Regions from separate parts of the Homo sapiens genome. Here region 1 is linked to region 2. The links are chromatin loops, found by intact Hi-C in ENCODE. Cell type or tissue: mammary epithelial cell. All regions are shown on one strand. Links, peaks and the distances in the headings refer to the core of each region. The heading gives the core; the rest is flanking DNA. Region 1 holds the start of PKP3 (plakophilin 3). Region 2 has its middle 12 kb from the start of RNH1.

The links. Hi-C counts contacts between places; a loop is a spot of excess contacts. Peaks named below come from ENCODE experiments on the same cell type or tissue, not always from the same donor. Only the 100,000 strongest peaks of a DNase experiment are listed, where the experiment ranks them.
Region 1: a loop joins it to region 2, with 10 times the contacts of the local background. A loop is called at or near these places in 40 of 110 quality-filtered maps.

What each region holds. Positions count from the first base shown.
Region 1 is chr11:388,433-404,332 of GRCh38, reverse strand. It overlaps PKP3 (plakophilin 3), which reads right to left and starts at 10,124. Exons shown (of 13, transcript NM_007183.4): 1 at 9,809-10,124; 2 at 7,646-7,725; 3 at 6,888-7,519; 4 at 6,671-6,794; 5 at 5,137-5,341; 6 at 4,192-4,366; 7 at 3,882-3,999; 8 at 3,628-3,798; 9 at 1,070-1,255; 10 at 562-715; 11 at 198-390; 12 at 10-97. The coding sequence starts at 10,040. RefSeq lists enhancers at 7,421-7,950, 9,909-10,671. In mammary epithelial cell, for the core only: a CTCF peak has its summit at 7,716; DNase peaks (open chromatin) are centred at 9,692, 10,212 and 10,932; H3K4me3 peaks cover 3,745 bases; H3K27ac peaks cover 2,481 bases.
Region 2 is chr11:514,343-524,857 of GRCh38, reverse strand. It overlaps a transcript of LRRC56 not described here. Among named protein-coding and RNA genes, the nearest start is that of RNH1, 12 kb to the right of the region's middle. In mammary epithelial cell, for the core only: a CTCF peak has its summit at 6,021 (motif pointing right); DNase peaks (open chromatin) are centred at 6,157 and 9,487; H3K4me3 peaks cover 303 bases; H3K27ac peaks cover 2,094 bases.

The DNA.
Region 1 (15,900 bases), core at 3,650-11,649, 120 kb after region 2:
GAAACGTACCGCCCGGAAGTCACGGTGGAGCTTGTTGTACTGCCACAGGTTGGCCAGGAGGCTGGATGCTGCCCGGGAGGACTTCTCACTGTCGGGGCTGAGGGTGGAGGGCAGTCAGGAGGGGACACACAGCCAGAAAGCAGGGTGGACTGGGAGGACCCCTGACCAGGCTGCTGCACGGCTGGGTCGGCCCCTACCTGTCCCGCTTCTTCTTGATGAAGATGAGCTTTCGGAGTCCGTCAAAATACAGCAGGTCTCGGGCAGCGATGGGGCTGGCCACCACCAGGTTGTTGAGCACAGCTATGATGTTGACCAGCACCTCGGCTGGGGGCGACTTCTCACCCACGCTGCCCGGCAGCTTCTCGATCAGGTGGCTCACCACCTTCGTGGCTGTGGGAGGCCGGGGGTCAGTCTGCACCCCTACTCCTGGCCACCTGGGCACCTGGGGTCCCCTGCCTCCCCCAGGGAGCTGGACTGGCCCCAGTGGTCTGAAGCCCACACTTAAAGACAAAATTGACATGTGGGTCCAGCAGGGCAGGGACGAGGGGCTGCCCGACTCACACATCTCGTCCTTGTTCCTAGCGTTCCGAGACAGGTTTCGGATGAGGCCAGTCAGTGAGCGCAGCTGGTGGTGGTCGGCGGTCCTGACACGGTCTAGCAGGGGGTTCAGAATACGCTCCTGCTCCAGGGCCAGGCGGCTCAGCACCCCCGCCCACTGTGGGGAGGGAGGGTGTGAGCCGTGACCCGGAGGCCTCAGACCCTCACCTGAGGGGGTCCTGCCACAATGGGGTCGCTGCATCCTCTCGCCACCCTCAGGGGGGCCTCTGCTTCTGCCTTTGCCCCCCAGCCGGGGGGAATCAGCCGCAGCCCGGATCAGGTGCCTCCCTTCAAACCCAGGGCAGGACTTCCATCCTCCCAAGGCCCAAGGCCTGCGCCACCGGGACGCTGACCTCCGAGGCTCCGCGGACCCTGGGCGTCCCCTTCCTCCTCCCCTCCCTCTCCCTCCTCTGTCCCCCCCTCAACCGCATGAACCCCTGGGACCCCCTCGGGTCTGGGTTGGGTGCCCCACCCTGCGGTCGCCTGCCGTGATGTTCTGCAGCGCCCCGGCGGCCGCCTCCGTCGTGTGCCGGTTGAGCTCGCAGCGCTGCAGCAGCCGGTTGTACAGCCCCACGATCTGGGGGCTCCACAGCCACTCGAGGCCCTTGGGGTCCTTGGACACCTCCGCGAAGGTGAGCGCATCGGCGGCGAGGGGCAGCTGCGCAGGGCGGGGAGGAGTCGGCGGGGTCGGGGTGAGCGGGTCGGGGTGAGCGGGTCGGGGTGAGCGGGTCGGGTGTGAGTGGGGCGGGGGTGAGCGGGGTCCGGGGTGAGCGGGGCGGGGGTGAGCGGGGCCGGGGGTCGGGGGTGAGCGGGGTCCGGGGTGAGCGGGGCGGGGGTGAGCGGGGTCCGGGGTGAGCGGGGTCGGGGTGAGCGGGTCCCGGGGTGAGCGGGGCGGGGGTGAGCGGGGCGGGGGTGAGCGGGGCCGGGGGTGAGCGGGGCCGGGGGTCGGGGGTGAGCGGGGTCGGGGTGAGCGGGGCCGGGGGTGAGCGGGGCCCGGGGTGAGCGGGGCAGGGGTGAGCGGGGCGGGGGTGAGCGGGGTCGGGGTGAGCGGGTCGGGGGTGAGCGGGGCCGGGGGTCGGGGGTGAGCGGGGTCGGGGTGAGCGGGTCGGGGGTGAGCGGGGCCGGGGGTCGGGGGTGAGCGGGGTCGGGGTGAGCGGGGCCGGGGGTGAGCGGGGCCGGGGGTCGGGGGTGAGCGGGGTCGGGGTGAGCGGGGCCGGGGTCAGTGGAGCCGGGGGTGAGCGGGGCCGGGGGTCGGGGGTGAGCGGGGTCCGGGGTGAGCGGGGCCGGGGTCAGTGGAGCCGGGGGTGAGCGGGGCCGGGGGTCGGGGGTGAGCGGGGTCCGGGGTGAGCGGGGCCGGGGTCAGTGGAGCCGGGGGTGAGCGGGGCCGGGGGTCGGGGGTGAGCGGGGCCGGGGGTCGGGGGTGAGCGGGGTCCGGGGTGAGCGGGGCCGGGGTCAGTGGAGCCGGGGGTGAGCGGGGCCGGGGGTCGGGGGTGAGCGGGGTCCGGGGTGAGCGGGGCCGGGGTCAGTGGAGCCGGGGGTGAGCGGGGCCGGGGGTCTGGGGTGAGCGGGGTCGGGGTGAGCGGGGCCGGGGTCAGTGGAGCCGGGGGTGAGCGGGGCCGGGGGTCGGGGGTGAGCGGGGTCCGGGGTGAGCGGGGCCGGGGTCAGTGGAGCCGGGGGTGAGCGGGGCCGGGGGTCGGGGGTGAGCGGGGTCCGGGGTGAGCGGGGCCGGGGTCAGTGGAGCCGGGGGTGAGCGGGGCCGGGGGTCGGGGGTGAGCGGGGCCGGGGGTCGGGGGTGAGCGGGGTCCGGGGTGAGCGGGGCCGGGGTCAGTGGAGCCGGGGGTGAGCGGGGCCGGGGGTCGGGGGTGAGCGGGGTCCGGGGTGAGCGGGGCCGGGGTCAGTGGAGCCGGGGGTGAGCGGGGCCGGGGGTCGGGGGTGAGCGGGGCCGGGGGTCGGGGGTGAGCGGGGCGGGGGTGAGCGGGGCGGGGGTGAGCGGGGTCGGGGGTGAGCGGGGTCGGGGGTGAGCGGGGCCGGGGGTGAGCGGGGCCGGGGGTGAGCGGGGCGGGGGTGAGCGGGGCGGGTGTGAGCGGGGCCGGGTGTGAGCGGGGCCGGGTGTGAGCGGGGCCGGGTGTGAGCGGGGCGGGTGTGAGCGGGGCCGGGTGTGAGCGGGGCCGGGGGTGAGCGGGCCGGGGGTGAGCGGGGCGGGTGTGAGCGGGGCGGGTGTGAACGGGGCCGGGGGTGAGCGGGGCCGGGGGTGAGCGGGGCGGGTGTGAGCGGGGCGGGTGTGAGCGGGGCGGGTGTGAGCGGGCCGGGTGTGAGCGGGGCCGGGTGTGAGCGGGGCGGGTGTGAGCGGGGCCGGGGGTGAGCGGGGCGGGTGTGAGCGGGGCCGGGTGTGAGCGGGGCCGGGTGTGAGCGGGCCGGGGGTGAGCGGGGCGGGTGTGAGCGGGCCGGGGGTGAGCGGGGCGGGTGTGAGCGGGGCGGGTGTGAACGGGGCCGGGTGTGAGCGGGGCCGGGGGTGAGCGGGGCGGGTGTGAGCGGGCCGGGTGTGAGCGGGGCCGGGTGTGAGCGGGGCCGGGTGTGAGCGGGGCAGGTGTGAGCGGGGCCGGGGGTGAGCGGGGCGGGTGTGAGCGGGGCCGGGTGTGAGCGGGGCCGGGTGTGAGCGGGCCGGGGGTGAGCGGGGCGGGGGTGAGCGGGGCCGGGTGTGAGCGGGGCGGGTGTGAGCGGGGTCCGGGGTGAGCGGGGTCCGGGGTGAGCGGGGCGGGGGTGAGCGGGGCGGGTGTGAGCGGGGCCGGGGGTGAGCGGGGCGGGGGTGAGCGGGGTCCGGGGTGAGCGGGGCGGGGGTGAGCGGGGCGGGGGTGAGCGGGGCGGGTGTGAGCGGGGTCGGGGGTGAGCGGGGCGGGGGTGAGCGGGGTCCGGGGTGAGCGGGGCGGGGTGAGCGGGGCGGGGGTGAGCGGGGCGGGGGTGAGCGGGGCCGGGGTCAGCGGGGCCGGGGTCGCAGCACCCACCCCACGCCCCGCTCAGGCTGGTGCCCACCTCGCGCAGCCGCCGGCTCTGCGGCGTGAAGCAGCCCACGACCTCTCCCGGCGGCGCCCCCGCCAGGTCCCTGCGGCCGCGACCCTCCAGCCGCTGCAGCGCGGACGGCGGCATCTCGTCGTAGAGGCGGTAGGACAGGTTCCGCAGGACGCACACCGCGTTCTCCACGCTCTGCGGGCGGGGGCGCGGGGCAGGGGCGCGGGTCAGAGCGGCGGCCCGGGGGCACGGCCCCTCCTCCACACCGCGCCCCTCACCTTGTCCTCGCATTTGCCCGCGTCCAGGGCGTGGTTGATAGAGGTGACCAGGGCGTCCACCAGCCCGTGGCACTCCCGCATCTTCTGGCGAGTGGCCTGAGAGGCTGAGCTGAGGTTCCTGGGGACCGAGGTGGATCAGAGCCCCCCAGGGACCCCGCATCCCGGGCCTTGCCCCAACCCATCGTGGGCCCTCGCACGCCCATCCCCAGCGCGAGGCGTGCGGTGTGTGGGCTGCGAACGCCAGGCCAGGCGGAGTCCCCACAGTGACCCGCGCCTGCAATCCCCACCCCGCTGCCCGAGGCTGGCGCACCTGAGGAAGCCGGTGGCGTTGTAGAAGATCTCTGCCTCCGAGGCGTTCTGCTGGATGAGGGGGGGACCCCCAGCCCCCGACAGGGGGCTCAACACCAGGTCTGTGAGCTGCTCCAGCGTGTCTCTGGCCAGGCGGTCCTTCAGGTGGTCGCTGGATGAAAGGTTCCACAGGATCCCTGGAGGACGGGGGAGGCTGCTATCAGCGTCTGCCCTCCAACCCCCTCCGCGTTTCTGGGGATGGTGTGAAGAGGTCCCGCCTCTCCCCAGGGGCTGGCCTGGTGTTCTGTGCCTCACCCACGAGCCCCACTGGGGAGACCCTGGGGTGGCATTTGAGGTGATAGAGCTGGGACCAAGCAAGAGGGGACAAGATGTGGGGGTGGGGTGGTGAGCAGGCCTGGCAGTGCAGGCGGCTCCAAGGAGACAAAACCACAGGACAGGGTGGCCGGGGGTCCAGGAAAGAGGCGGGCAGTGGAGGCCCAAGTAGAAACACGGCCGGCAAAAGGTACAAAGGGACGGAGGGGAACCGAATGAGGTGGAGGGGTCAGAACGGAGGAGAGAGGACAGGCAGAGGAGGGACAGGAGGAGGGGGACAGGCAGAAAAGGGGGACAGGTGGAGGGGGGGACAGGTGGGGGATAGGCAGAGGGGGCAGGTGGAGGAGGGGGGCCAGGTGGGGGGGACACAGAGGGAGGACAGGAGGAGTAGGGGACAGGCAGAGGGGGCAGGTGGAGGAGGGGGCAGGTGGAGGAGTGGGGCAGATGGCGGGCAGGTGGGGGGGTAAGGCAGAGGGGGGGAGGAGGAGTAGGGGGGCAGGTGGCAGAGGGGGCAGGTGGAGAAGGGGGGCAGATGGTGGGCAGGTGGAGGGGGGCAGGTGGGGAGGAAGGCAGGGGGGATAGGCAGAGGGGCGCAGGTGGAGGAAGGACAGGTGGAGGAGGGGACAGGCAGCACCTGTGACATTTTTGCGAAGCTCATCATCCTGCTCCCGCAGTGTCCGCAGCAGCTCGAAGATCCCGTTCTCCTCCACCAGGGCCAGCTTGTTGTCAGCGTTGTCGTAGATGAGGTTGCGCATGGCACCTGTGGCATGGCGCTGCACTTCCTGGTTGGCGTGGTTGAAGAGCTTCACCAGCCTAGGCACGGCCTGAAGGCTGCGGGCCTGCGGGCACAGGCATATGGGGGTGCACAGACGCATGTGGATGGATGCAGACTATGCACCTGTGTGCAGCTGTGTCCAGGTGCGTAGATGTAGATATGCAGGGGATGCAGCCGTATAGGGAGGTGACGGAGGTGTGTGCGGCGGTAGGGAGGTGACGGAGGTGTGTGCGGGGGTACGGAGGTGACGCAGGTGTGTGCGGGGGTACGGAGGTGACGGAGGTGTGTGCGGGGGTACGGAGGTGACGCAGGTGTGTGCGGGGGTAGGGAGGTGACGCAGGTGTGTGCGGGGGTACGGAGGTGACGCAGGTGTGTGCGGGGGTAGGGAGGTGACGCAGGTGTGTGCGGGGGTAGGGAGGTGACGCAGGTGTGTGCGGGGGTAGGGAGGTGACGCAGGTGTGTGCGGGGGTAGGGAGGTGACGCAGGTGTGTGCGGGGGTACGGAGGTGACGCAGGTGTGTGCGGGGGTACGGAGGTGATGCAGGTGTGTGCGGGGGTAGGGAGGTGACAGAGGTGTGTGCGGGGGTACGGAGGTGACGCAGGTGTGTGCGGGGGTAGGGAGGTGACGCAGGTGTGTGCGGGGGTACGGAGGTGACGCAGGTGTGTGCGGGGGTAGGGAGGTGACGCAGGTGTGTGCGGGGGTACGGAGGTGACGGAGGTGTGTGCAGGGGTACGGAGGTGACGCAGGTGTGTGCGGGGGTAGGGAGGTGACGCAGGTGTGTGCGGGTGTACGGAGGTGATGAGGTATATGTGGGGGTAGGGAGGTGACGCAGGTGTGTGCGGGGGTACGGAGGTGATGAGGTATATGTGGGGGTAGGGAGGTGACGCAGGTATGTGCGGGTGTACGGAGGTGATGAGGTATATGTGGGGGTAGGGAGGTGACACAGGTGTGTGCGGGGGTACGGAGGTGACGGAGGTGTGTGCGGGGGTACGGAGGTGACGCAGGTGTGTGCGGGGGTACGGAGGTGACGCAGGTGTGTGTGGGGGTATGGAGGTGATGCAGGTGTGTGCGGGGGTACGGAGGTGACGGAGGTGTGTGCGGGGGTATGGAGGTGATGAGGTATATGTGGGGGTACGGAGGTGACGCAGGTGTGTGCGGGTGTACGGAGGTGATGAGGTATATGTGGGGGTACGGAGGTGATGCAGGTGATACTGGTGTATCCAAATTGTATCCTTCTGCTCTTCCTCTGCTGAGGGGGCTCCAGACAGAGTGGGGTCTACCCAGTCAGCTTGGGGATCATGAGGGGTGCTCAGTGAGCAGAGGACAGTGGGAGGTGGTGGGGCCCACGAAGGAGGTCACCAGGGGGCAGCGAGTGGGTGGTCGGGGTGGTCACCTGCTTCTTGGCGGCTGCATCGCTGTAGCACTTGTGCTGGATGTAGGCCGCTCCCAGCACCTGCAGGTTGGGGTCTGAAGCCATGAGGTACTTGACTGCTGAGGGCAGGTCAATGTCATCAAAACTGCGGAGCCAGGGGTCAGGGGTCAGGCTAACTTTGGGTTCAGGCTGGGCCCGTGGTAGAAGCCCCCTCCCTGAGCCGGGCCCAGCCGCTCACCCGCTGCTGAGTCTCTGCAGGGTTCGGTGGCTACCGTAGCTGTTGAACCCATGCACGTCCGGCAGGTGGCCCGAGTCAGCCAGGCTGAGGCTGAGGCTGCGCACAGATGGCGCTCGAGCCACTGGCTCCAGGACGGCCCCCGGCACTGCCCCGCCTACCCCGCGGCTCCGGTGGCTGCTCTGGAATCGCTGCAGGGTCCGCACGGCAGGGGCACGGATGGTCCGGCTCGGGGAAACCTCAGTGGCCTCGGGCCAGTCCAGCCCCCCTGCCCGGCTGGAGCTGGAGCTGGCCTGGCGCTCGTACGCAAAGGCCCTGTAGGTGGAGGTGGCCGCGGGCTCCAGCTGCTCAGACACCAGGCTGTAGCGGTCGTCCAGGCCCCCGGGCCCCAGCCGCAGCGAGCGCAGGGAGAGTGTGTCATAGTCGGCCCGGCTCCCAACCCCACCGCGCTCATGGAAGGACACGGGCCTGGTGGGCATGGGAGGGGTGGGCTGGGCACCCCCGTACCCAGCGGCCCCAAAGGCGCTGCCCCCGTTGTGGGCTGAACTCAGCCTCCGACTGCAGCTCAGATCCACGGCGGAGCGGGAGGACCAGGAGGCTGGGCTGTAGGCCGGCTTGGCGATGGGCCGGAAGCCCTGTGGGTCGAGAGGGGGCGGTGAGGGCGTGCCTGGGCTCACCTGTGTCCGGGCCCGCTGCAGAGCCTCCCACTCTCCAGACTGCAGAGCTCAGATCGTCCCCCTCGGGCTGGGCCCATCGCTCACCGAGGTCTTGTCCCCACTCAGGCCCTGAGAGCGAGAGCTGAAGCCAGCCTGCAGGGTGTGGTACTGCCCCCTGGATGTGCCTGTGGAGAGGGACGGTGGTAGCCCAGCTCTGCCACACAGCAAAGCACTGGCCTCCTGCCTCCTCTCCACCACTCCATCGCTATTGGCAACCCTAGGAGCAGCCTCCAATCCAGGGCAGGGAGGCCAGGGGGGCACCAGGGCCAGTGCCTCCCCATTCCTGCCATGGCTTGGTCTCCTCACATGTCAGCCCTGGTGGTCCATCTTCCACAGCCCACCCCCCAGCTGTGCCTCCTCTACCCGAGAGGGCAGATACGCTCACCCACTGACCTCCTGGTCGCCAGGAGGAATGTGCCAGGGCCTCTGACATCAGTTCTCCAATCCTTGCCATGGTACAGTGCCCAGCCTCCTCCAGGAAGCCAGCCTGGCCTGCCCCGGCCCACACTGACTCCTTTTGAGCCCCTCCTGTGCCCAAACCTCATCTGTGCCCGGTCACAGGAGAGTGACACTGTCTCCCTGGACCAGTATGCCCTGTTGCAGTGCCCTGTCCCACCCGGCAGAGCCTGAGGCAGGGGCCACACCCACCCCGTCCAGCCACACACACGCCAAGGGCAGCTGCGTCAGCCCGACTCCACAGTGAGTGGACAGACAGGTGGGTGGGCAGAGGGTGGAGGGCGGAGGGTGGATGGAGGGACAGGCAGGAGGAGGATGGGAGGGCTGCTGTGACTGCTGGAAGGATGGACAGAGTGGTGGATGGAGGGGTGGGACAGCCGTCGACGACAGGGTCCCATGGTTGGATGGTGAGTGGGCAGAGGGATGGACTCGTGGATGGGTGCAGAGAGGATGGGCTGATGGTGGGGGCATGAGAAGGCCCACCAGAGCGACCTGGCTGAGGGGCTCAGGGTGGGGTGCAGGGAAAGGGGCCGTGGCCCTCCCACAACTCTGCCCAGAGCTGGATGCTCTGTGGGGGACACCCCCATGGCAGAGGCCCCAGGTTCACCCTGGTTAATGGGGCTTCTGGGCCGGGGCTATTAACCCTCTGACGCTCGTGAGGCCCAGCCCGGAGTGGGGGCACGCCCCAGCCTGGGGACCTCACCCCCACCCCCCAATTATAATCCACCTCCCTCTAATTGGCAGGGCAGCCAGGGTGGTAATTAACCCTTCCCTCACCGTCCTCCACCCCATGACCCCTGGGCACCCGACTTGGTCACCAGCAAGGCTGAGGCCCCTGGAGGGAGGACCCCACAGTCCAGGCCGCCGGGCCGGCCCCTCCGCTGGGCGACCTTCACTTCCCCCTGGCCAGTGGCTGGAGGCCAGTCCTGGGGAAGGCCCCTCTAAACACCAAGTGGACCATGATGAACTGGCATCTGGGTCCCTGGCATTCTGGGAGGTCCATCTTACTGTCTAACCTTAATCCCTGTTGCTGTAGCCTGGGAAGGAGGAAATGGCGTTCCTAGAACCACTGCCTTCAACTCACAGCGTCTGTGCTCCTGTCACTCACACTCACACGCATGCACACACACTCGCGTGAGTGGGGCCAGGATTCCGCCACAGGTGGGTCTGGCTGGCACCGAGGGGTGCTCCTCCACCTGCTGTTCCCACAGAGAAATCTAGGTCACTCCAGCCGGGCCCTCCCCTCTAATTCCTCAGGGAGCCCCTGGTCCAGACAGGCCTGGCTTTCCTCCAGGACTTCCAGCACCCCCACACCTCTCCCCGCTTTCCCGTTCTGCTCATTCCCGTGAGGTATGGGAGGAGCGTGGGTGTCTGGGTGTCCCTGAGACCCTATGTGAGTCTGTGCTACCGGGGCCAGGCGCGTGCGTGTTCCGGGTTTGCCGACCGAGTGGCCTGGCCCGCCTGCCATGTGCCAACCTTCCCTGTCATCCCCCACAGGGATGGCTCCAGGACTCCAGGCACAGGTGGGGCCTGGCCAGGCTCAGTCTTTGGAGGACCCCGGGGTCCCTGCTTGGACAGGGCAGCCCCACCCATGGCTTCTCCCCACGCCCCTGGGGCGGGGTGTGTGACTCAGTGTGAGGCCTGGTGAGTCAGGAGCCGGCCTCACTGCGGCCTCTGCCCTCACACTATCACGTCCGCCCGCAGCCACCTCTCCCCGCCACCGCCATCCCCGCCGCTGTCCCCACCGCCTACCTCTGGCAGTCTCGGCCTCAGGCTCGGGCTCAGCGGCCCCGTTGTGCCGCGGCTGCTGTCCCAGCTGCAAGAGGCGGGCGCGGACCTGCTCCTGGACGCGGGCTGCCCGCAGCCGCTCGGCCTCCGGCCCCTCGGCGCCCCGGCGGTCCAGCTGCAGGTCAGAGGGCAGCGCCAGGGAGCACACGCCGGCCTCAGGCTGCAGGGCCGACAGCAGGAAGTTACCGTCCTGCATGGCGGCAGGTCCACCGGGCCTGGGCCTGGCGGCCGCCTCCAAACCCAACTATCTTCACGTCCTGTCCCTCGAGGCCCTCTCCCTGAAGTCCCCGCCCAGCCAGCCTCACCCAGAGCCGCCTGAAGACAGACGCCTGCCCAGCCCTGAGCGCAGCTGGGGGCGGGGACACCTGGCCAGGTGGGAGGGAGGGGCCGCCGCCTGCTTAAGGTGGAATTTGGGCGGAAGAACAGGCCCTGCATGGCCCCAGGTCCCAGCCTGGCCTCCCGCCTCCTTTTCTCCCATCCCACAACAGGGCCACGGGGACCTGGGTCCTTCTTGTTCTCAGCCTGTAAAGGCCAGACCGGGCCCTTTGTCGTGGGGCTGGGACAGAGGGGCCCTCTGTGTCCTGAGTGTCAGGGAAGGGCAGGGGGCCTGCGGGGGGCCTATGTCCTGCCACCCCCAGCATGAAGGGGAGGGTGCCCCAGTCCCTGGGGGTCTAGGGCCCTAGGTAGCTCCAAGAATCAGCCAGCCTCCATGGTAGCCCAGCCTTCCTGGTGAGGTGGGGATGAGGCCTAGGAAGGGTTGGCAGGAGACACTGTCGGGAGTCAGGGGTCAGTGCCAGGGATCAGGACAAAGGCTGGAGGGACAGAGCTTTAGGGTCCAACGGGACTCCATGGAGGCCCTGGCCCTGGTCCTTGGAATCCAGCGAGCCCCCTCCGCACCAGGAAGCATGTGGATGGACCGGCCCTCCCCCGAAGCCTGCAGACCCTGGAACTCACCCCCAGGACCCCCTCACCCCCTACAGAGGCCTCCAAAACCCTCTCTGGCTTCTGGGACCCTGGCACCACTGCTCCTGCACCCCAGGCCCTGGGGTGGGAGGCCGTTCCCAGCACATGAGTCAGGGTGCAGGGGGGCGGGGCCGCCCCAGGGGGTTGACTCAGAGGGCCTGCACTCCTGTCAGCGCATGTCAGGCTGGGGCAGGAGCGGGTGTGCAGGGAAGAACCAGGGGTCTGGAAGAGCAGAGGCCTGGATGGAGAGGGAGCGAGGGTGGGGGGCCCCTGGTGGGGGTGGGGTAGTGGGGGGCCCCTGGTGGGGGGGCCCTGGACCAAGCAGGGCTTGTGCCCAGAAGGTCTCCTTCTAGCACCACAGCCAGCAAATGGGCTCTGAGGCCCTCTAGCCTCTGGGACAAGCCCCTGGTAGATGGGGGTGGGGATAAGCCTAGGAGGGCTGGGGGTGGGAGCTGAACATCTATGACAACCTCTGGGCTTCTCTCACGAGCTCATCGGACAGCCTCTGCTTCTCCCTGGACCCTGGACCCTGGCTCTGGGCTCTCCTCCAGGGCAGACCCTTGCCCCCTAGCTCCGTCCCTGGAAGATTTTTGCCTTAATGGGGCTGGGGCAGGGGTCTGGCGTGAGGGCCGGGTCAGGGTTAGGAGGCAGCATTAAGGGTGAGGTCAGTTCTGAGGGGAGGAAGCTGGAGAGTAGGAGTCGGAGGTCAGCGTGGGGGGTTAAAGGGGGAGGGGAAGGTCCACTGAAAGGATGGGTGAGGCCCGGGCTGGGGCCACCAGGTGGGGTCGGGGTGGTGGGGAAGGGGTGGGAGACCTACCCGGCTCGTGGTCCGGATCCCGCCAGCCTCCCAGCTCATCCCAGAGGCCACTGCTGACGGCCGAGGTGTCCAGGACTCCATCCCTGGCCCGGCGCGTGCGGGGCAGCCTCTGCGGCGGGGACAGGACTGTGGGGGCCTCGGAGGGCGGGGTGGGAACGCCCAGCTCATCGGACTGGCTGATTCCCTGGGAGACAGGTTTCGTGTGGAAAAATCCTGGGAGACAAGTTTGTGCGGCGCAGAGCGGGCCTGGAGGTATGTGCCTGGCATGGGCTGGGTCCCGCCCTGCACCCAGGTCCACCCCAGGCCCACCTGGGGCCCTGCAGGGGCCAGGCTGGGCGGCATGAGGGGGAAGCCAGCCTGGAGGGCCTCTGCAGCCCAGTCAGGCCGAAGGGCTCACAAGAGGACTCAGTGAAGGGGCTTCCGTGCGGCTGGAGCTATGATGGGAACGCCGGTACCCCGCGGCCTGCAGGGCCCCCAGGGCCGACTCTGCCCACCTTCCCTCCTCCCCTTGGCAGAGAGGGCTGTGGGTGCCCCCCCCCAGAGCTGCGGCGCCTCCCTGAGGATGCGTGGTGCCCGCCAGGCACAGTTTTGGCAAAGCCAGGAATCTGGGGTGCACCTTCCCTCACTGCGGCCGGGCCAGACGGATGGCGATGCCTGCTAGGCCACCGCTGCAGCTTCCAGCTCCAGGCTCGGCGGAGTCTCATCTGATCCCTGTGACCAGCCCTGAGGGTCGCACTCTCCCTGGAGCCAGCTCCTGACACAGGAGCCCTGGAGGGGGGCTTGACGGTAGGCTTCCTGGAGGAAGCGGTTGTCTGTGGGGCCCGGAATCTGCACGGAGCCTCGGGCCGCTTGGGTGCACAATCAGGTTGAGAGCCTGGAACCTGAGGGCCTCGAAGGGTGAGTGAGCGCTGCTCTTAGATGGGTCCTGGGTGGGGTGTGGCCTGTCAGTCACCTCCCAAGAGGCGGTGGGAGAGGGCGCAGGAGGGCTTCGGGGCATGGTGGGCTCAGCGTGGGGGGCACGGGAGGCGCTCACAGAGAAGGTCGGCTGGGCCCAGGTCGTGGGCAGAGCTGCCAGGTGCGTGCCCGGAGTTGTGGGAGGGCACAGAAGACAAACCTCCAGGGCAGAGCCTGCGTGGGTGGAGGGGGTTGGGGTGGTCGTCTTAAGGAGCAGAAGGGGGAGGATCTGGGGAGAAAGGTGTGAGGACGTTGGAAGCAAAATATAGTCAAAGCCGAATTCAGGAGTGAGCCGGTGCACAGAGAGGCTTGGGAGGCTGCCTCAGGTCCCACCGCCTGCAGGGGCGGGGTTCGGAGTGCATTAGGGGAGCCCCTTGGTGGTTGATGGACCCGGCGTGGGGGCACAGCTCACCCAGAGGCAAGCGTCCTGGCGCTTCCTGTTGGCGCCCACGCTTGCAAACCTTCTGACTTGGGCTCCAGCCAAGTCCAGCCCCTCCACGGAGCCTGCCCGGCTGCCCATGGGCACCACCCCTCACCTTGTGGAGTGTGGCCCCTGCCCCGCGCCTGTGGCTGGGGCAGCTCTGAGGTCTCTGGCCTTGGTCCTTGGCATGGAAAGTAGCTGAGGGGTATGGCCCCTGTAGGCTCTTGGGGGGGACACCTTTCATCTGCACACACCCCGTCCACTGCCGGCCTGTTGGTCAGTCTGTCCATCTGTCCGTCCACTACTTGTTCGTTCATCAGACGAGTCCCGGGCTCTTGCTATGCCCCCGGCGCTCCTCTGGGGAAGGGGGCGTCTGTCTGAGGCAGGCGGGGCATCTCCCGGGGGTTCTCCTGGGGTCTGGCCTCAGGACCCCGGCGCTCCTCTGGGGAAGGGGGCGTCTGTCTGAGGCAGGCGGGGCATCTCCCGGGGGTTCTCCTGGGGTCTGGCCTCAGGACCCCGGCGCTCCTCTGGGGAAGGGGGCGTCTGTCTGAGGCAGGCGGGGCATCTCCCGGGGGTTCTCCTGGGGTCTGGCCTCAGGACCCCGGCGCTCCTCTGGGGAAGGGGGCGTCTGTCTGAGGCAGGCGGGGCATCTCCCGGGGGTTCTCCTGGGGTCTGGCCTCAGGACCCCGGCGCTCCTCTGGGGAAGGGGGCGTCTGTCTGAGGCAGGCGGGGCATCTCCCGGGGGTTCTCCTGGGGTCTGGCCTCAGGACCCCGGCGCTCCTCTGGGGAAGGGGGCGTCTGTCTGAGGCAGGCGGGGCATCTCCCGGGGGTTCTCCTGGGGTCTGGCCTCAGGACGGTGTGTGGACCCATTCAGTTAGCCCCAAGTGTTCCTCACCAAATTGCAGCTGCTAACAGGTGGCGGCCGCTCCTGTTGCTTTCCTGTTATAAACAGGTGGCGCTGTGGGGCCAGGTCCTCCTCAAACAAGGCGGAGGAGGGAAGTCCTGGGAATCGGGGGCCTGGCCTAAGAAGGTGCCTTCTGAAAGGAAAAAAGCTAACCCCTCCATGGAGAGGTCCCTGTATTCACAAGACTGTGTTGATTCCTGACATGGTGGAGGAAGGAGGCCTGAGATGCCACTCACAGTTGTGCCAAGAGATGGGGAGGGGGGCCCAGATTGGAGAGGAGAACTCTGGAGTCCAGGACGAGGTCCATCCTCCTTCCCTTGACCCCTACAATCCCTGGGGTTCCTGGATGGCAATGGTGGTCTGGACGACTGTAGCTGGGGAGAGGAGGCTGGGGACCCATCAGTCCTGCTGTACCATTTGGGAGACTGGCCCGAGGTCCGGCAACCCACGTCTCCAGGGATGGTCTGTCCTCCAGCGGTCCCCTGTGGGCGGAGGATGACCCAGGTGCCCAGGCAAGAGACTGAAGGCACAAACTGTTTCAGTATAATAAAGAAAATAGAATAAGAATAGTCATAATACAAATTAGATATAGAGATGCTCATGGACAATTATCAATCATTATTATAAACATTATTAGTCATTAGCTTTTAATATTACTCTTTGTTCCATTACTATATAACCTAGGAATAAGCGGTGGGTATAGGGTCAGGTGCTGAAGGGACGTTGTGAGAAGTGACCTAGAAGGCAAGAGGTGAGCCCTCTGTCACGCCAACATAAGGGCCGCTTGAGGGCTCCTTGGTCAAGCGGTAACGCGAGTGCCTGGGAAGGCACCCGTTCCTTAGCCGACCGCGAAAGGGAGTCTCCTTTCCTTGGAGAGGTCGGGGAACACTCTGCTCCACCAGCTTCTTGTGGGAGGCTGGATATTCTCCAGGCCTGGCCCGCAGTCATCCGGAGGCCTAACCCCCTCCCTGTGGTGCTTGAATGATCACACTCCTTGTCCACTTTCATGCTCCTCCCGTACTCCTGGTTCCTCTTTGAAGTTCGTAGTAGATAGCGGTAGAAGAAATAGTGAAAGTCTTAAAGTCTTTGATCGTTCTTATAACTGCATAGAAGACAACACTGATGTATGCTGCCTTTCCTCTCTACTTCGGCTACCTAAGAGGGAAGGGTCACCGTAAGGTGACTTGCTTCACCTTATCACTTAGAAGATTCACCCTCCTTATCCTGCCCCCTTGTCTTGTATGCAATAAATATCAGCGCGCCCAGCCGTTCAGGGCACTACTGGTCTCCGCGTCTTGATGGTAGTGGTCCCCCAGGCCCAGCTGCTTTCTCTTTATCTCTTTGTCTTGTGCCTTTATTTATTACAATCTCTGGTCTCCGCACATGGGGAGAACACCCACTAAGCCCCGTAGGGCTGGACCCTACAGTCCCCAAGGCAAACTGGACAGGGTCAAGGTGGCCTCCCTGCACTGTCTGGAAAGCCCCTCCTGAAGGACCCTCCTCCCTGCACTGTCTGGAAAGCCCCTCCTGAAGGACCCTCCTCCCAGGACTGTCTGGAAAGCCTCCTGAAGGACCCTCCTCCCTGCACTGTGTGGAAACCCTCCTGAAGGACCCTCCTCCCTGCACTGTGTGGAAACCCTCCTGAAGGACCCTCCTCCCTGCACTGTGTGGAAACCCTCATGAAGGACCCTCCTCCCTGCACTGTCTGGAAACCCTCCTGTGGGGCCCTAGCCCAACACATTTGCAGCAGTCACAGGTGTATCTAGGGATCCTGGGGTCCATGAGCCCACAGGGCAGCTGTTAAGAGCCTTTGCCTTCTTCCTATATCTCCTCTCTCTTTTCTGGACTTCCTCCCGGTTCCCACTGGAAAAAACTGAGGTGGCCCCTCCCAGGATGCCCCCAAAGTACCATCTGGTCCCACAGCCCATTCCCGCATCCTCCTTCTGACATCAGGGGCCGCCTGTGCAATGAACTCATCTCCTCATCCCCTAGGACCA
Region 2 (10,515 bases), core at 2,333-10,332:
GCCTCCCAAAGTGCTGGGATTACAGGCATGAGCCACTATGCCCCACCAGTTTTTATATTTTATACTTATACAAGATTGTCTCAAAATGGATCATAGGTCTAAGTTATGACGTTTAGGTCAAGATTCATTTTTCTGCATAAGAATGCCCAGTTGTTCCCACACTGCTTGTTGAAAAGATTTTCCTTTCTCTTTTTTATTTTATTTTAATTAATTAATTTATTTTTTTGAGACAGAGTTTCACTCTTTTTGCCCAGGCTGGAGTGCAATGGTGCAATCTCGGCTTACTACAACCTCCGCCTCCCGGGTTCAAGCGATTCTCCTGCCTCAGCCTCCCGAGTAGCTGTGATTACAGGCACCTGCGACCATGCCTGACTAATTTTGTATTTTTAGTAGAGACGGGGTTTCTCGATGTTGGTCAGGCTGATCTTGAACTCCCGACCTCAGGTGAACCACCCGCCTCAGCCTCCCAAAGTGCTGGGATTACAGGTGTGAGCCACCGCGCCCGGCCAGATCTTCCTTTCTCTACTGAATTGCTTGTGTACCTTGGTCAATAATCCATGAGCCATATTTGTGTGCGTCCGTTTCTGGGATCTCCATCGTCTTCCCTCGGTGTGTGTCTGCCCCTTCTCCAACACCAAGCTGGCCTCACGCTGTCACTCCACAGTCAGTGTAACGTTGGGTTATGTGAGTCTTCTTTCATTTTTCCACGTGTGGTGCATTTAGAATCAGTTTGTCTAAATCTACAGAAAGTCCTGCTGGGATTTTGATTGGAATTGCAATGAATCCATAGATCAATTACCGAGAACCGATACCTGTATGATAGTATGTCTGCATGTAAGAATGTGGTATGTCTCTCCATTTATTTAGGTCTTTAAATTTTTTTCTTCAGATCTTGTAGTTTTCTTTTTATTTTGTTTATTATTCTTTTTTGAGACAGGATCTTGCTCTGTCACGCAGGCTGGAGTGCAGTGGCACAATCTCGGCTCACTGCAACCTCTGCCTCCCAGGTTCAAGTGTTTCTTCTGCCTTAGCCTCCTGAGTAGCTGGGACTACAGGCGTGCGCCACCACACCCGGCTAATTTTTGTATTTTTACGGACAGGATTTCACCATATTGGCCAGGCTGGTCTTGAACTCCTGATCTCATGATCCACCTGCCTGGGCCTCCCAAAGTGCTGGAATTATAGGCGTGAGCCACCGCGCCCGGCCCCCCAACCCCGGCTTTTTTTTTTTTAGATGGAGTCTCTGTTGCCCAGGCTGGAGTGCAGTGGCGCAATCTTGGGTCATTGCAACCTCCACCTCCAGGGTTCAAGCGATTCTCCTGCATCAGCCTCCTGAGTAGCTGGGATTATGGGTGCCCACCACCACACGTGGCTAATTTTTGTATTTGTAGTAGACATGGGGTTTCACCATGTTGGTCAGGCTGGTCTCAAACTCCTGACTTCATGATCTGCCTGCCTCAGCCTCCCAAAGTGCTGGGATTACAGGCATGAGCCACCACGCCCGGCCCCCAGATTGCTTTTTAAAACTATATATTGCTGGGCGAGGTGGCTCATGCTGTAATCCCGCCTTTGAGACCAAAGCGAGCGAATCACCTGAGTTCGGGAGTTCGAGACCAGCATGACCAACGTGGTGAAACTCTGCCTCTACTAAAAATACAAAAATTAGCCAGGCATGGTGGTGCGTGCCTGTAATCCCAGCCACTCAGGAGGCTGGGGAGGGAGAATCGCTTGAACCTGGGAGGTGGAGGCTGCAGTGAGCAGAGATGGCGCCATTGCACTCCAGCCTGGGTGATATAGCGAGGCTCAGTCTCAACAAAACAAAACAAAAAACTATATATTGTTGTTTTACAACAGTAATAGATTATCTCTGTACATAGAAAATATATACAGAGACCAGCTTGGCCAACATGGTGAAACCTCGTCTCTACTAAAAATACAAAAATTAGCCGGGCGTGGAAGCACATGCCTGTAATTCCAGCTACTTGGGAGGCTGATGCAGGAGAATCGCTTGAACCCAAGAAGTGACGGTTGCAGTGAGCCGAGATTGCGCCACTGCACTCCAACCTTTGCGCTTTGGAACGAGTGAAACTCTGTCTCAAAAGAAAAGAAAATGTATACAGAGAATGTCAGAATTTATTTACCAGAACAAAACAAAAAAAGGGCAGGTGAGGTGGCCCACTCCTGTAATCCCAGCACTTTGGGAGGCCAAGGTGGGCGGATTGCTTGAGCTCAGGAGTTGAGACCAGCCTGGGCAACATGGTGAAACTCCATCTCTACAAAAAGTACAGAAATGGCCAGGTGCGGTGGCTCACGCCTGTAATCCCAGCACTTTGGGAGGCCGAGGTGGGCGAATCACGAGGTCAGGAGATCGAGAGTATCCTGGCTAACACAGTGAAACCCCGTCTCAACTAAAAAATACAAAAAATTAGCCAGGCGTGGTGGCGGCCGCCTGTAGTCCCAACTACTTGGGAGGCTGAGGCAGGAGAATGGCCTGAACCCGGGAGGCAGAGCTTGCAGTGAGCTGAGATCGCGCCACTGCACTCCAGCCTGGGCGACAGAGTGAGACTCTGTCTCAAACAAAACAAAACAAAACAAAACAAAAAAACCAGAAATCAGCCAGCCATTGTGGTGCGTGCCTGTAGTCTCAGCTACTCTGGAGGATAAAGTGAGAATCACTTGAACCCAGGCGGTTGAGACTGCAGTGAGCCGTGATCGTACCACTGCACTCCAGCCTGCATGACAGAGCAAGACACTCTTTCAAAAAAAGAATTGATTAATATGCTTGGACCATTTGCATTTAATGTAATTATTGATATATTTGGATTTAGATTTTTTTATTTTTCCATTCATGCTATTTGTTTCCTGTATCTTATCTTCCCTTTTCTGCCTTCATTTGGGTTATGAGAGCTGTTTTGGGCAGCTGATTTTAATCGTTTTTTTTTTGAGACGGAGTCTTGCTCTGTCATCCAGGCTGGAGTGCAGTGGCGTGATCTCGGCTCACTGCAACCTCTGCCTCCCAGGTTCACGCCATTCTCCTGCCTCAGCCTTCCGAGTAGCTGGGACTACAGGCGCTCGCCACCACGTCCAGCTAATTTTTTGTATTTTTTAGTAGAGACGGGGTTTCATCGTGTTAGCCAGGATGGTCTCGATCTCCTGACCTCGTGATCTGCCCGCCTCGGTCTCCCAAAGTGCTGGGATTACAGGCGTGAGCCACCTCACCGGGCTGTAATTGTTTTTGAAAATATCTCTTGGCTGGGTGCAGGGGCTCACACCTATAATCCTAGCACTTTGAGAGGTTGAGGTGGGCCAGTTGCTTGAGCTAGGAGTTCAAGGCCAGCCTGGAAAACATGGCAAAATCCCGTCCCTGCCAAAAATACAAAAATTAGCTGGGCACAGTGGTGTGTGCTTGTAGTCGCAGCTTCTCGGGAGGCTGAGGCAGGAGGGTTGCTTGAGCCCAGGTGGTTCAGACTGCAGTGACCTGTGATCATGGCACTGCACTCCAGATGCCTGTCTCAAAACGCACAAAGCAAAGGGTAGGAACAGGCAGAACCAAGCGGAAGTATGCCTGACTAGTACTTGGTGAAATGCCAGCTAGACCCATGGTGAGTTACCATTTCATATTCTCATGACTAGGGTGGGGACAGGGAGGCCTGAGGCAGTCGAACCAGTGGCTAGTGAAGGTCTGGAGCGGGGAGGGAGCCTGTGCCCTGGGGCGGGAGCGTAAATTCTGAGAGCCACCGCTGGGGGGCGATTGGGCCTGGCAGGGCGTCTGCCCCGTGTCTGGGCACACAGAGGTCCGGAGTACGCTGGCGGTGGCAGTGTTTGCATAAAGTCAGACAAGACGAGAGCATCGGTGAGTAAATGCCGGTGTTCAGGCAGCGGAGTAGTCAACAGCAGCTGAGATGAATAACCGACGCGGTCTCAATATGGACAATTCCCACCCCAATTCTGTTGAATGGAACCAGCAGCTGGCGGGTGGGTGCGCATTGTGCAGCGTTTCCAAATTGTTCAGAGGCGCAGGAAAGGCCCTCGCCATCTGGGAAGGCGTAGGGGTGAGCACGGCCTCAGGGAACAGAAAGGACGGAGACAGAACTCAGGCGGCAGAGGCCTCCAGGAGACCCTGGATGGAGGGGAGAGGGCGACTCGGGGGGCTCTGAGCATGTGTTTAAGGGGAGAGGTCAGGCATGGGGCTCATTATTTTTAAAAAACCTGTTTGTATGTTTGAAATATTCAATACTAGGCCGGGCGCGGTGGCTCATGCCTGTAACGCCAGGACTTTGGGAGGCTGAGGTGGGCGGATCATTTGAGGCCAGGAGTTTGAGACCAGCCTGGCCAACATGATGAAACCCCGTCCCTACTGAAAATACAAAAAAATGAGCCGGACGTGGTGGCGCACGTAATCCCAGCTACTCGGGAGGCTGAGGCAGGAGAATCACTGGAACCCGGGAGGCGGAGGTTGCAGAGAGCCGAGATCGCACCATTGCACTCCAGCCTGGGCGACAGAGCGAGATTCCCCATAAAAAAAAAAAATCAGTAATAAAGCTCACCTGTGTATCAGGCCGCGTTCTAATAAAGCTCACCTGTGTATCAGGCCGCGTTCTAATAAAGCTCACCTGTGTATCAGGCCGCGTTCTAATAAAGCTCACCTGTGTATCAGGCCGCGTTCTAATAAAGCTCACCTGTGTATCAGGCCGCGTTCTAATAAAGCTCACCTGTGTATCAGGCCGCGTTCTAATAAAGCTCACCTGTGTATCAGGCCGCGTTCTAATAAAGCTCACCTGTGTATCAGGCCGCGTTCTAATAAAGCTCACCTGTGTATCAGGCCGCGTTCTAATAAAGCTCACCTGTGTATCAGGCCGCGTTCTAATAAAGCTCACCTGTGTATCAGGCCGCGTTCTAATAAAGCTCACCTGTGTATCAGGCCGCGTTCTAATAAAGCTCACCTGTGTATCAGGCCGCGTTCTAATAAAGCTCACCTGTGTATCAGGCCGCGTTCTAATAAAGCTCACCTGTGTATCAGGCCGCGTTCTAATAAAGCTCACCTGTGTATCAGGCCGCGTTCTAATAAAGCTCACCTGTGTATCAGGCCGCGTTCTAATAAAGCTCACCTGTGTATCAGGCCGCGTTCTAATAAAGCTCACCTGTGTATCAGGCCGCGTTCTAATAAAGCTCACCTGTGTATCAGGCCGCGTTCTAATAAAGCTCACCTGTGTATCAGGCCGCGTTCTAATAAAGCTCACCTGTGTATCAGGCCGCGTTCTAATAAAGCTCACCTGTGTATCAGGCCGCGTTCTAATAAAGCTCACCTGTGTATCAGGCCGCGTTCTAATAAAGCTCACCTGTGTATCAGGCCGCGTTCTAATAAAGCTCACCTGTGTATCAGGCCGCGTTCTAATAAAGCTCACCTGTGTATCAGGCCGCGTTCTAATAAAGCTCACCTGTGTATCAGCCCGCGTTCTAATAAAGCTCACCTGTGTATCAGCCCGCGTTCTAATAAAGCTCACCTGTGTATCAGCCCGCGTTCTAATAAAGCTCACCTGTGTATCAGCCCGCGTTCTAATAAAGCTCACCTGTGTATCAGCCCGCGTTCTAATAAAGCTCACCTGTGTATCAGGCCACGTTCCTTTAGGAAGAAACACGGAGATCTAAGGAATGCGCGCGGCTCAGGGGTGAACTGCGGGTGATTTTCCCTCTTCTTATTTGTACTTGTATGTTCTGAAAATGTCGTCTAGCTTTTGGGTAGTTCTTACCTGAGAAAAGCCAGACAGCAGGTTTTTGGCGGAAGGACCGGTTTGCACAGCGGACACACGGGAGCTGCCCTCGCGGCTTTCGGAGAAGCCTCCCCCGTGCGGCGCCTCGCGCGCCCTCGTAAGCGCGCCGCGTCTTGGGGCCGCAAGTTCCCCTCGGTTTGGGGGCGGGGTTTCCAGGTCACGTGACCGGGAGACACGCCCCCCCGCCCCGGTCCCTCAGAGCGGCCGGCAGAGGGCGCCCGAGTCCCGGCCTCGCTCGCGCGTTCGGGGCGGCTCCTTCCTCGCGCGCCGCCGGCCACATCCAGGAGGGGGCGCCGCGAGTCCTCTCCGGCGGCCCCGTCGTGGGCAGCCCGGGGCCGGCTCCTGGGCGTCCGGTTCCGCGCTGGCTGCGTTTCCTGCCCCACCTGCTGGTGTCGGCTCGTGCGTGCCTCCTCCCCTGGGTTATGGGAATGGAATACGGTCTCCAAGTAATAAAGTGAACAGGCGGCCGGGCAGGGTGACTCACGTCTGTAATCCCAGCACTTTGGGAGGCGGAGGCGGCCGGATCACGAAGTCAGGAGTTGGAGACCAGCCTGGCCAAATGAAACCCCATCTCTACCAACAATACAAAAAAAATTTAAAAAGCTGACCTGGCGCGGTGGCTCACGCCTGTAATCCCAAGCACTTTGCGAGGCCGAGGCGGGTGGATCACGAGGTCAGGAGATCGAGACCATCCTGGCTAACACCATGAAACCCCGTCTCTACCAGAAATACAAAAAATTAGCTGGGCGTGGTGGCGGGCACCTGTAGTCCCAGCTACTCCTAAGGCTGAGGCAGGAGAATGGCGTGAACCCGGGAGGCGGAGCTTGCAGTGAGCTGAGATGGGCCACTGCACTCCAGCCTAGGCGACAGAGCGAGACTCCATCTCAAAAAAAAAAAAATTTTATTATTATTATTTTTTATTTATTGATCATTCTTGGGTGTTTCTCAGAGAGGGGGATGTGGCAGGGTCATAGGATAATAGTGGAGAGAAGGTCAGCAGATAAACACGTGAACAAAGGTCTCTGGTTTTCCTAGGCAGAGGTCCCTGCGGCCTTCCGCAGTGTTTGTGTCCCTGGGTAGTTGAGATTAGGGAATGGTGATGACTCTTAACGAGCATGCTGCCTCCAAGCATCTGTTTAACAAAGCACATCTGGCACCGCCCTTAATCCATTTAACCCTGAGTTGACACAGCACGTTTCAGAGAGCACGGGGTTGGGGGTAAGGTTATAGATTAACAGCATCCCAAGACAGAAGAATTTTTCTTAGTACAGAACAAAACGGAGTCTCCTATGTCTACTTCTTTCTACACAGACACAGTAACAATCTGACCTCTCTTTCTTTTCCCCACATTTCCCCCTTTTCTTTTTGACAAAACTGCCACTGTCATCATGGCCCGTTCTCGATGGTCGCTGTCTCTTTGGAGCTGTTGGGTACACTTCCCAGACGGGGCGGCCTGGCAGAGGCACTCCTCACCTCCCAGACGGGGTGGCCGGGCAGAGGTGCTCCTCACCCCCCAGATGGGACGGCCGGGCAGAGGCGCCCACTTCCCAGACGGGGCAGTCGGGCAGAGGCGCTCCCCACCTTCCAGATAAGGCGGTGGCTGGGCAGAGGTGCCCCTCACTTCCCAGGTGGGGCGGTCGGGCAGAGGCACCCCTCAACTCCCAGACGGGGCAGCCAGGCAGAGGCGCCCCCCACCTCCCAGACGGGGCAGCTGGGCAGAGGCGCCCACTTCCCAGACCGGGCGGCCGGGCAGAGGCGCTCCTCACCTCCCAGACGATGGGCGGCCGGGCAGAGATGCTCCTCACCTCCCAGACGGGGTGGCGGCCGGGCAGAGGCTGTAATCTTAGCACTTTGGGAGGCCAAGGCAGGCAGCTGGAAGGTAGAGGTTGTGGCGAGCTGAGATCACGCCACTGCGCTCCAGCCTTGGCAACACTGAGCATTGAGTGAGCAAGACTCCGTCTGCAATCCCAGCACCCCGGGAGGCCGAGGCGGGCAGACCATTGGAGGTCAGGAGCCGGAGACCAGCCCGGTCAACAGGGCAAAACCCCGTCTCCTCCAAAAATACAAAAACCAGTCAGGCGTGGCGGTGCATGCCTGCAATCCCAGGCACTTGGCAGGCCGAGGCAGGAGAACCATGGGAGCCCGGGGCAGGGAGGCTGCAGCAAGCCGAGACCACAGCAGTACAGTCCAGCCTCGGCAACAGAGGGAGACCGAAGGGAGAGGGAGAGGGAGAGGGAGAAAAAAATAATTAAAAAGCTTTATAAGCCTGCTGGATTCTGTCAAATGCCTTTTCTAAGTCTACTGAAATGATGATGTATTTTTGTCTTATTTTATTTATTTAGAGACCAGGTCTCACTATGTTGCTCAGAATCCTCCTGCTTCAGCCTCCCAAAGTGCTGGGATCACAGATGTGAGCCACCACGTCCGGCCGTCTTTTTGTCTTTTAATCTGCTTATATGGTGAATTCCATTGGCTCATATTTCATGTTGAACCAGCCTTGCATTCCTGTGATAAATTTCACTGCGTCATGGTGTGCACTTATATTTGTATTATACATATATGTGTGCTCATGGGCCTGTGTTTCAGTGTGTGGCAATGCTGTGGGCCTACAATCATCAAAACAGCTCTGGAAAACAATGGTCAAGTGAGAGGGCATTCTATGCCTGGCTTCAAGATTTGGGTTTTTTTTTTTTTGAGATGGAGGCTCGCTCTGTCACTCAGGCTGGAGTGCAGTGGTACGATCTCAGCTCACTGCAGCCTCCGCCTCTGGGGCTCAAGTGATTCTTGTACCTCAGCCTCCCGAGTAGCTGGGATTACAGGCGTGTACCACCATGCCTGGCTAGTTTTTGTATTTTTGGTAGAGACGGGTTTCGCCATGTTGGCCAGGCTGGTCTTGAACTCCTGGCCTCAAGTGATCCACCCACCTCGGCCTCCCAAAGTGCTAGGATTACAGGCGTGAACCTTTGCACCTGGCCCAAGATGTGTTATAAAGGTTCAGAAATCCAGACAGTGTGGCATTGGTAACAGGATAGACAAATAGATCAGTGGAACAGAATAGAGGATCGAGAGTAGACCCTCACATACATGCTCAACTGATTTTGAAATAAGTGTAAGCAAATTCAGCAGAGAAAGGAGAATCTTAGCAACAAATGGTACTAGAATGACGGGGCTACACATATGAATGGAAGCTTCAATCTATACATGACAGTACATATATAAATCCATTCAAAATTTACTATTAATTTTTTTGAGATGGAGTCTCACTCTCTCGCCCAGGTTGGAGGGCAGTGGCACAATCTTGACTCACTGCAACCTCTGTCTCCCAGGTTCAAGTGATTCTCCTGCCTCAGCCTCTGGAGTAGCTGGGATTACAGGTGCCCGCCACCACACCTGGCTACTTTTTGTATTTTTAGTAGAGACGGGGTTTCACCATGTTGGCCAGGCTTGTGTCAAACTCCTGACCTCTGGTGATCCACCCGCCTTGGCCTCTCAAAGTGCCAGGATTACAGGTGTGAGCACTGTGCCTGGCCTCAGAACTTATTATAAGCCAAAATGTAAGGCCTACAACTGTAAAATGTGCGTTAAGAATGAAAAGGAGGATGTCAGTGTGACTTGGGTTAGAGAAATGATTCTTAAACACTAAAAGCATGACACATAAAGGAAAACCTGATCCACTGGACATCATGAGAATGAAGGGTGTGTGCATTTTGAAAGGCCCTGAGAAGACAAGCCCAGGCTGGCAGAGGCATTAGCAAATATCCCGTCTGAGGAAGGACTCATCTGCAGCATCTATGACAAGCTCCCAGGAGTCATGGGGTGCTGTGCTCTCGGCAGATATGGGAGAGCCTCCCATCCCATCATTCGTGTCTCCGGAGCAGCACTGCTCAAAGTCCCCTACCAATGCCCTCCTCAGCCGACAGACCTGACCCTCCCCACATGTGCACCCACAGGCCAGGCCTTGTGGGTCTTCTTGGGACATGACCCCAACTTCAGGAGGAGGAAAGTAAGAAGAGGAAAATCAATGAAAAGAAAAAAGAATTTACTGGTGGCCCTTTCAAGTCTTTCTGTCAAACGGCCCAATTTCAGGTTCAGCCAGGCAGTGGTGACAAGGCAGCCCTGTGTTCTGCCCAGTTCCAAGGGCTCCACCGCCTCTGTGGGTGAGAAGCAGCAACCAGCCGGGGAGAAAACCATCTAGCTGCGTCAACCTCGGTAGTGCTGGAAGTTAGCACAGGCGGGCCTGGGTTACCACGGTTCAGTTCTAGACACCGCAATAACACAAATGTCGCAATAAAGCCAGTCGGAGGGATTTTTCGGTTTTCCACTGCATATAAAAGTTATGTTTATACCACAGTGCAGTCAGGTGTGCAATAACATTATGTTTACAAAACAATGCATATGCCTCAATTTAAAATACTTTATTGACCACTCCTCACTCCCTCCCCAACTGGGCTCCCACCACCCTACCCTCCCTCAAGACCAAAAAAACAATAAATAATAATAATAATAGGCTGGGCACAGTGGCTCACACCTGTAATCCCAGCACTTTGGGAGGTCAAGTGGGCAGATTGCATGAGCTCAGGAGACCAGCCTGGGCAACATGGTGAAACCCTGTCTCTACCAAAAATACAAAAAATTAGCCGGGTGTGGGGGTGTGCACCTGTGGTCCCAGCTACTAGGGAGACAGAGGTGGGAGGATTGCTTCAGCCTGGGAGGCAGAGGTTGCCGTGAGCCGAGATAATGTCAC